2 separate regions of the Homo sapiens genome follow, and region 2 is linked to region 1. A link is an interaction called in ENCODE POLR2A ChIA-PET data of the cell type or tissue named here. Cell type or tissue: Panc1. All regions are shown on one strand.

Evidence for each region. ChIA-PET counts read pairs that join two places held together with the same protein. Peaks named below come from ENCODE experiments on the same cell type or tissue, not always from the same donor. Only the 100,000 strongest peaks of a DNase experiment are listed, where the experiment ranks them.
Region 2: POLR2A ChIA-PET joins it to region 1 with 6 read pairs; 5 of 35 experiments call an interaction of 5 or more read pairs at or near these places.

Annotation. Positions count from the first base shown.
Region 1 is chr20:47,342,551-47,347,550 of GRCh38, reverse strand. The region is part of intron 2 of ZMYND8 (zinc finger MYND-type containing 8); the gene reads left to right. Among named protein-coding and RNA genes, the nearest start is that of ZMYND8, 12 kb to the left of the region's middle. RefSeq lists enhancers at 954-1,700, 4,475-5,000. In Panc1, no CTCF peak of the experiment used is centred here; no DNase peak of the experiment used is centred here; H3K27ac peaks cover 5,000 bases.
Region 2 is chr20:47,630,159-47,635,158 of GRCh38, reverse strand. NCOA3 (nuclear receptor coactivator 3) reads right to left here. Exons shown (of 23, transcript NM_181659.3): 9 at 1,523-1,663; 10 at 964-1,111. It also overlaps the pseudogene LOC100419565. Among named protein-coding and RNA genes, the nearest start is that of NCOA3, 130 kb to the right of the region's middle. In Panc1, no CTCF peak of the experiment used is centred here; no DNase peak of the experiment used is centred here.

The sequences.
Region 1 (5,000 bases):
TTCTGGAAGCCACCAGAGCCTCTAGCTGCTGCTCGTTTTCTGATTTTAACAACAGACCTCTTTGGAATCCCAGAAGTGGGATGAAGTCAGCCCGCTTCACTGGAAAGTGGTGGTCTTGGGTTAGAGATAAAAAGGAAATGTAGAGCTTGCTGGGATGCCGGGGCCAGTGTTTGCATTTAGTTCAAAATTTAGCAAATTAGGACAAACACAATTTATGCGTTTATTCACAAGCCTGGAGTAGACTCCTGAATATCTTCTAATTGAGGGATTGGTACTTTTCATTTGGTCTTTGTGAAAGAGATTTTATGAGGCTTCCCAAAATGAAGCAGTTATTCACTTTTACCTTCAGGGTGCTTTCACAAATGAGCTACTGGAGTATTTTTCGTATCTTTGGTTGATGAAAAGGCTCATCTCCAAACTTAATGGTTGTACCAAGGTGTTTTCATTCCTTCAACAAGTCACTGAGTGCTTTCTTGGAACACACAGCCTTGCACTGGGGGTTATGGGGAGGGAGGAAGAGGCTGGACAGGGTTACTGCATACTGCCGGAAGGAGATTCTCATTTGGCTGCAGAGTGTCGCACAAAGTGACTCCCTAAAGGCGTCTGAAACCAAAAGCATTTTGAGGATTGTTACAAGACAGCGTGTCGCCAGGCGTGGTGGCTCATGCCTGTAATCCCAGCACTTTGGGAGGCCAAGGCGGACCATCACGAGGTCAGGCGTTCGAGACCAGCCTGGCCAACATGGTGAAACCCCCGTCTCTACTAAAAATACAAAAATTAGTCGGGCATGGTGGCACGCGCCTGTAATCCTAGCTACTTAGGAGGTTGAGGCAGGAGAATCACTTGAACCTGGGAGGCGGAGGTTGCAGTGAGCTGAGATCGCACCACTGCACTCCAGCCTGGGCGACAGAGCAAGACTCCATCTCAAAAAAAAAAAGACAGTATGTCATTTTGGGGCAAAGTTGAGGGTCCAGTAGTCAAGGCTGGGACCTGGGAAGCAGAAGCTGGCTGCTGATCTCTGGCAGGGGTCACAGAAGGGGAGGCACCCTGGGTGGGAAGGCCTGGCTTACTGGGTGGGTGCTGTGTGCTGGGGAGCAGCAGGAGGAGGCTGGGCGGAGGCAGAGGGCTGCTGCCCCCTCATCACAGCATGACCCAGCCTGTGCTGGGTGGCAGGAAGTTTCAGTGCCATTGATGGTGAAGAGAGCTGAGCCACCAGGGACTTCAGAGCAAGGAAGGTACCTTCTCACAGAGGTGTTTTTGATGTTGCAGGAGCACGTGCCTCTCAGCCACTTCTCAGCCCCCTTGTTGTGGTCAGAATCAAATGTGGTCCAGCAGGAGACGGGGCAAAGTGGAGAGGGACTGAAGAGAGGGGGCCAGGAGGGTGGGGGTCTTGTCCCTGTTCTGCTGCTTACCTTCCCCAGGGGGCTTGGACACTGGCTCTGTCCCTTCATTTTTGTATTTGTGAAGTGGGGTGTTGGATTAGATTCTATCCAAGCATGACCAAGCTGAGTGACCATTGTCTCTTTCTCTCTTTTCTCCTACTCCCATCCTCACCCTTCAGCAGCCAGAATGCGCTTCAAAAACGTGGATTGGGGTCAGGCACAGTGGCGCATGCCAATCATCCCAGCTACTTGAGAGACTGAAGTGGGAGGATCAGTTGAGGCCAGGAGTTTGAAACCAGCCTGGGCAACTTAACGAGACCCCCCCCTCCCGCCCCCATCTCTATTAAAAAAAAAAAAGTGGACAGAGTGCGTTGGCTCACGCCTGTAATCTTAGCACTTTGGGAGGGCGAGGCGGGTGGATTGTCTGAGCTCAGGAGTTCGAGACCAGCCTGGGCAACACGGTGAAACCCCATCTCTACTAAAATACAAAAAAATTATCTGGGCGTGGCAGCATGTGCCTATAATCCCAGTTACTTGGGAGGCTGAAGCAGGAGAATTGCTTGAACCCAGGAGGCGGAGGTTGCAGTGAGCCAAGACCACGCCTTTGCACTCCGGCCTAGGGGACAGAGCGAGACTCCGTCTTAAAAAAAAAAAAAAAAAAAGTGGGTCAGGTTCTGTCTCATTTTGCTAACTCCTTCTGATGATTTTCCAGTACCCTTCCACTCAGGTCTGAAGTCACCGTGACCTGCCTACCTGGGCCGGCCCTGTTTACCTTTGTTTCCTTTGTGATGTTCTGTTCACCTTGTGCCATTTCTCCCCCAACTTCACTTGAGCTCCTTGGCCTCCTTCCTCTTGGTTCCTTCCTTGGGGCCCCTGTGTGTCTTTTGCCAGGAGCAGGCTGCCCATTTCTCATTGTGATCTCAGACTTATCTCAGATGGTGGCTCCTCAAAGAGGCTTTTGGTGGCCACGGAGTCTGAAGGAGTCATTTCATTATTTTCTGTTTTAAATATATATATAAAAGACAACGTCTCACTGCACTGTCCTGGCTAGAGTGCACTGGTATGATCATAGCTCACTGTATCCTTGATCTCCTGGGCTCAAAGCTCACTGTAGCCTCAATCTCCTGGGCTCAAGCTATCTTCCCACCTCAGCCTCCTGAGTAGCTGGGACTACAGGTGCACACCACCTCACCTGGCTAATTAAAAAAATTTTTTTTTTGTAGGGATGAGGTCGCAGTGGGTTGCCCAGGCTGGTCTGAAACCCTTGGCCTCAAGTGATCCTCCCTCTTTGACCTCCCAAAGTGCTGGGATTATAGGCATGTGCCACCATGCCTGGCCAATTTTCTATTACATTTTTAAAATGAACTTTTAATTTAACAGTAGTATTAGATTTCCAGAAAAGTTTTGAGGATAGTGCCAAGAGTTCCCATGTTAGCCCCTGGCTCCACACACACAATTTCTTCTATTATTAACATCATACACTAGTGTGGTGTAATTGTTACAAATAATGCATCAATTTTGATATGTTATTACCAACTAAAGGCCATCCCTTATTCAGATTTCCTTCGGTTTCCCACAAAAGTCCCTTTTCCGTTTTAGAATCCCACTCAGGATTCCTCATTACATTTAGTTGTCTGCCTGGGCTCCTGTTGGCTGTGACAGTTTCTTAGACTTTTCTTGTTTTTGTGGAACTTACCGGTTTTCAGGAATACTGGTCGGGTATTTTGTAGATTGTCCTGTCAATTGGGATTTGTATAATGTGTTTCTCATGATTAGACTCTGGTAAACTGTGGTTATGGGTTTTGGGGAGGAAGAAGACTACAGAGGGTAAAATGCCATTTTCATCATATCACATCAAGGGTATGTATTATTAATAAGATCTATCACTGTTGGCCTTGTGCAGTGGCTCACACCTGTAATCTCAGCACTTTGGGAGGCCAAGGTGGGGGGATCATCTGAGGTCAAGAGTTCGAGACCATCCTGGCCAACATGGTGAAACCCTGCCTCTATTAAAAATACAAAAATTAGCTGGGTGTGGTGGCAGGCACCTCTAGTCGCAACTACTCGGGAGGCTGAGGCAGGAGAATCACTTGAACCCGGGGTGGAGGGGGTGGAGACGGAGGTTGTAGTTAGCTGAGACCATGCCACTGCACTCCAGTCTGGGAGATAGAATGAGACTATCTCAAAAAGAAAAAAAAAAAAAAAAAAAAAGATTTATCACTGTTGATGTTGACCATGACCATCTGGCTGTCTTTCTTCTCTTTCCATCCTCTGCTCTTTGGAAGGAAGTCACAAGGCATCACCCACACTTAAGGAGTGAAGAGCTATGCTCCACCTCCTCGAAAGCAGAGGCTTGACATAAATTATTTGGGGGCTGGATGTGGTGGCTCATGCCTGTAATCCCAGCACTTTGGGAGGCCAAGGCGGGCAGATCACTTGAGGCCAGGAGTTCGAGACCAGCCTGGCCAACGTGGCAAAATCCCATCTCTACTAAAAATAACAAACATTGTATGCCTATAATCCCAGCTACTTGGGAGACTGAAGCAGAAAAATCACTTGAACCCGAGAGGCGGAGGTTGCAGTGAGCCAAGATTCCACCACTGCACTCCAGCCTGGGTGACAGTGACACTGTGTCTCAAAAAAAAAAATTTAGAATTCTTCTGTATGGGGTATTAGTCTTTTCTCCCTCATGTATTTATTCAGTCATTTATCTCTAGCAGTGTGGACTCTGGGATGGTTACTTTATACTGTGGGTTGTAATCCAATACTACTTATTTATTTTATTGCTCAAATCATTCCAGCTTTGGCAGTTGGGAGCTCTTTGTGTTGGCTCTTGTGTCCCCTTGACAGACTCCATCGTTGTGGGGTTTATTTATTTGTTCGTTTGAGACAGCCTCGTTCTGCTGCCCAGGCTGGAGTGCAGTGGTATAATCACAGCTCATTGCAGCCTTGACCTGCTGGACTCAAGCAGTCCTCTTGCCTCAGCCTCCCAAGTAGCTGGGACCACAGGCATGCATCACCACAGTTGGCTAATTTTTGTTCTTTTTATTTGTAGAGATGGAGTCTCGCTGTGTTGCCCAGGCTGGTTTTGAATTTCCCAGGCTCAAGTGATCCTACCACTTTGGCCTCCCAAAGTGCTGGGGTTACAGGTGTGAACCACCATGCCCGGCTGGCCTATTTATTTATTTATTGAGCACTTTCTTGTCTTCTGGCACTATAAGATGTTCCAGGCTCATTTTGTATGTCTTTGCCTCAGCCCTAAAATCATCCATTTCTCTATGGATCCTGGTTTCTTTCTTTCTTTTCTTTTTTTTTTTTTTTTGAGATGTAGTCTTGCTCTGTTGCCGAGGCTGGAGTGCGGTGGTGTGATCTCAGCTTACTGTGACTTCCACCTCCTAGTTCAAGCAATTCCTCTGCTCCAGCCTCCATAGTAGCTGGGATTACAGGCACATGTCACCATGCCCGGCTAATTTTTTTGTATTTGTAGTAGAGGCGGGGTTTCACCATGTTGGCCAGGCTAGTCTCGAACTCCTGACCTCAGGCAATCCGCCTGCCTCAGCCTCCCAAAGTGCTGGGATTACAGGCATGAGCCTCCGTGCCCAGCTTTTTTTTTTTTTC
Region 2 (5,000 bases), 290 kb before region 1:
TCAGGAGTTTGAAACCAACCTGGGCAACACAGCAAGATCATGTCTCTACAAAAAATTTAAAAATTGGCCAGGCATAGTGACACACATCTCTAGTCCTAGCTATTCAGGAGGCTGCGGTGGGAGGATCGCCTGAGCCCAGGAGTTCGAGGTTGCAGTGAGCTGTGATGGCACTACTGCACACCTGCCTGGGTGACAGATCAAGACTCTGTCTCTGTTTAAAAAAAAAAAAAAAAAAAAAGAAGAAGAGAAGAAGAAGAAAGGAAGAAGGGAGAGAGAAGGAGAGGGAATAAAAAAATGGGATGAATTAACTACCCAGGAACTTAACTTTTTAGGCAGCATTCCAATACCTAGTGACAGTTCCAATCTACATATTGATCAATTATTTACCTAGTAACATATTTTTCAGTAAGCCACAGAATCTATGAGTGAGACCACTGTAGTATTATGAAAGACCAACAGCTATGTTAACTGGAGTTTCAGGTGGGCTTTATTAGAGTTGCCACATTATCTAGGGCTTCACCTGGGGGTACCTGCAAATTACTCAAGATAATTAATGGGTGAATATCCTCCCCTTCATGCATTTCTTATTTGCCACTACCAACCCAGACAGTAACTACCTTTATTCTTGAAGTTTACCCTCAAATTTTAAATGCAGTCCCCAAAGCAACACACATTATCAGAAATGAGTGGTAAGACATGTAATCAGATTTTATGTGCTCTTTTATCCACCCATTAGCCTTCCCATCACCTAGCTTTCCTGTAAAGTATTTAATAAATAATCACTTTCACATAAAAATACAACCTTAAACATATCATAATCCAGGAATCTAAACTCATTTCATCAAACCCAATAACCTTCCTAAATTTTGTCTCATTTTATCCCTTCCCTTTTTACTTTAATAATAAAGCATTTTGAGAACACTGCTGCATTTTGTATTAGAATACACAGTAATCTATCATTACCTCTGAAGGAAGTGGGTTGAGACAAAGCCATGTCGATCATTTGTTACAGGATTTCGGAAGAGTTTGCTTTTTGTCTGTGCAGTCACTATAGTTCCATCAGCCAACGAGAATCGATATACTGGGGTTTCTGCATGGCCATTAAGATAAGCTGTTGGGGAAAATATCCCATCACTGGTAACTACAGTCAGCAAAACAAATATATATAGGAGGGGACAGGGAGGAAATATACTTCAAGTACATTTCTAAAAATCCAAGGAAAGACTGGATCTGCACCAAAATCATCAACAGGGTAAAATAAGAACACTCAGGCATCATTTTCCTACCCCTCACCAACAAGAGAGCAACTACAGTCATGTGTATACCAAACATAATGACAAACAAGATCAAGAATCAACCACAAAACCAGGTATGGTGGTGTGCACCTGCAGTCTTGGCTACTCAGAAGCTGAGGCAGAAGGGTCAATTAAATCCAGGAGTTCGAGTCCAGCCTGGGCAAGATAGCAAGGCCCTGTCTCTAAAGAATAAAATGATAAGAACAATCAACCCCAAAATTCTTTACCTTCTTGATAGTGACGTTTCTGGGACCATGACTGCCCATCATTTAGACTAAAAAATCTCTGAATACACCTTCGGATTATATCTTCAAAGCCAGGCCTCATGGAGGATCTCAGTGAATTTGTATCTATATTGACAACCTTTCCTATTAAACAAAAAAAGGAAAAAAAGACTTATATCCAGCCCACAAGTATTTACTGGCTGCCTACACATGGCTTAGCACTGGAGAATAAAATAAAAGATATTAAATCTTTGCTCCACCTTCTCTGATCCAAATTTCTACTATATCCACAGCTTTTCTCCTTAAGACATAGCACCACAGGATTCTCCCTACATGTTCTGCTAAGGAGTATAATAATACATTTGGTCTTTGTCAGATTTCTAGCACAGAGCCCCTATCCAAAATCCTCAGAATTTCCTGAGTAATAAAAGTATTTTCAAGTTATTCATAAAGAGCCCCTTTGGAACACACCTCAATTTATGCTGATGAGGAGACTTAGGGTGGGGTCTCTAGATCACCTCAGGATGGAGCTGATAATCAGAAAGACCAAGTAATTAAAGGATTGGAACTTTCTGTTAGTAGTTCCATCTACTAACCTCCAGGAATGGGGCATGAGGGAGGAAGGAGAGCCTGGTGATTAAATTCTATAAAAAACTCTTGGCCTAGCACGGTGCCTCACGCCTGTAATCCCAACACTTTGGGAGGCCAAGGCAGGCAGATCACGAGGTCAAGATATCAAGACCATCCTGGCCAACATGGTGAAACCCCATCTCTAGTAAAAATACAAAAATTAGCTGGGCATGGGAGTGTGCGCCTGTAGTCCCAGCTACTCGGGAGGGTGAGGCAGGAGAATCGCTGGAACCTGGCAGGCGGAGGTTGCAGTGAGCCGAGATCATGCCACCGCACTCCGGCCTGGCAATAGAATGAGACTCCATCTCAAAAAAAAAAAACTCGGGCCAGCAACAGTGGCTCACATCTGTAATCCCAGCACTTTGGGAGGCCAAGGCAAGCAGATCACAAGGTCAAGAGTTCGAGACCAGCCTGGTCAACATGGTGAAACCCCATCTCTATTAAGAATACAAAACTTAGCTGGGCGTGGTGGTGCGTACCTGTAATCCCAGCTACTTGGGAGGCTGAGGCAGGAGAATTGCTTGAACCCGGGAGGCAGAGGTTACAGTGAGCTGAGATCGTGCCACTGCACTCCAGCCTAGGCAACAGAGCAAGACTCCATCTCCAATTAAAAAAAAAAAAAAAAAAACCTCTTGAACAAGAGATTTGATGAGCTTCCAAAGGATGAGTACATTAAGGTGCTGGGAAGGCTATAAGCCCAGAGAGGGCATGGAACCTCCAAACCTCATCCCCACCCCCTAATACCTTCTCCTATACATTTCTCCCATTGAGATATTCCTGAGTTGTACCCTTCATAAGAAACCAGTAAACCTGAGTAAAGCATTTCCGGATTTCTTGAGCCATTCTAGCAAATCATCAAACCTAAGGAGAGGATCAGAAGCCCAATTTATAGCCAGTCAGTCAGAAGTACAGAAGGCCAGGACTTGCAACTGGCATCTGAAGTAAAGTACAGGCAGTCTTGTGGGACTGAACCCTTAACCTTGTAAGATCTAATGCTAAACCCAGGTAGAAACTGTCCAAACTAAAATTGTAGGGCACCCAGCTTATGTCAGACAGAGCGCTGGTTAGTGTAGAAAAAAATACATCTGGGGTCAGAAGTGGTGTGGCAGTGTAGAAAAACAGTGTTTTCCCAAATGCTGTACAGAATATATATCACACAAACTCCTTTTACTGTCTGAATGTACTGAATATACATGTCCAGATAACCTTAAGTTCATTTTCGTGTAAAGGGAAAAAATAACGCCTATGAGGAAAGTTGTTTGTCCGAAGAGATTCTGTCCCTACAACTATAAGCAAGAGAAAATACCTACTTAAAGTAAGCCAGCAGGGACAATTATTTGCATCTGAGAGATGATCACATTTTTGTACACTTAATACCTAAACTTGGAGGGTTAACCAAATACTCATTTCTACAATGCTGGAAGCTTCTGACAACTTTTGCTTAATATCAAATACAATGGAGACACCAAATATACATACTCAAAAATACTATGAAATTAAAGAAGGTTTCATGACAATAGATGGTCCTTAAAAACTGTCTAGGCCTTTTCACTCTAAGCAGCACTAGGGTGGTTGGCAAAAGCAAGTGCCTTACAAAAAGTGGCAGAATGGGAGCAAAGAAGAAAGTGGTTAATCCATTTCCTAAAAAAGACTGATATGATGTGAAAGCACCAGCTGTGTTTAATTGGTAACAAACTAGTCAAAAGGGCTCAAGGAACCAAAACTGCATCTGATGGCCTCAAGAACTGTGTTTTTGAAATGAACCTTGCTGATCTGCATAATGATGAAACTGCCCTTAGAAAATTCAGACTAATTACTGAGGACATCCAGGTCAAAAACTATGTGACCAGCTTCCATGGCTGGTCTTGGATCAGCTTTCAGGCCTTTTCTATGTCTTTGAATGCAGACAGAATGATCCAAGCCATAATAACTGGTCACACAGTTTTTGACCTGGACATCCTCAGTAATCTTTTCTGTGACAAAATATGCTCCATGGTTAAACATGGCAGACTTCATAGGAAGCTCCTGCTGATGTCAAGATTGCCAATAGTTATCTGTTTTGTATAGGTTTTACTAAGAAATGCAATAATCAGACTTGGGCAATCTCTTATGCTCAGCACCAACAGATATGCCAAATCCCAATGATGATGGAAGTTGTGACCCAAAAGGTACAGACAAATAACTTGAAAGAAGTGGGCAATAAACTGACTCCAGACAAATTAGGAAAGACATTGAAAAGGCTTGCCCAGGCCAGGCGCGGTGGCTCGTGCCTGTAATCCCAACACTTTGGGAGGCCGAGGTGGGTGGATCATGAGGTCAGGAGTTCGAGACCATCCTGGCTAACATGGTGAAACCCCATCTCTACTAAAAATACAAAAAATTAGCTGAGTGTGGTGGCACATACCTGTAGTCCCAGCAACTCGGGAGGCTGAGGCAGGAGAATGGTTTGAACCCGGGAGGCAGAGGTTGCAGTGAGCCGAGATCTCGCCACTGCACTCCAGCCTGGGCAACAGAGCGAGACTCCGTCTCAAAAAAAAAAAAAAAAAAAAAAAGTCTTGCCCATATATTTATCCTTTCTATGACATATTCATTAGAAAACATACTGAAGAAAACCAAGTTTGGTTTGGGAAAACTCATGGGGCTTCATAGTGAAAGGTAATTCTGCAAAAGCTACTGGAGATTTAAAAGGCACTAATATTGAATAAGCTGACAGAAATAAACCACCAGTCCAATAATCTGTTTAAAATTCAGAATTTTAATGGTGACCAAAAATCTTATTAGTAGCAGGGGGAGACTAGGGAAAAGGGATAAACGCATTCTGGGAAAGAGTAAATACCTGTGCACTCGTGCC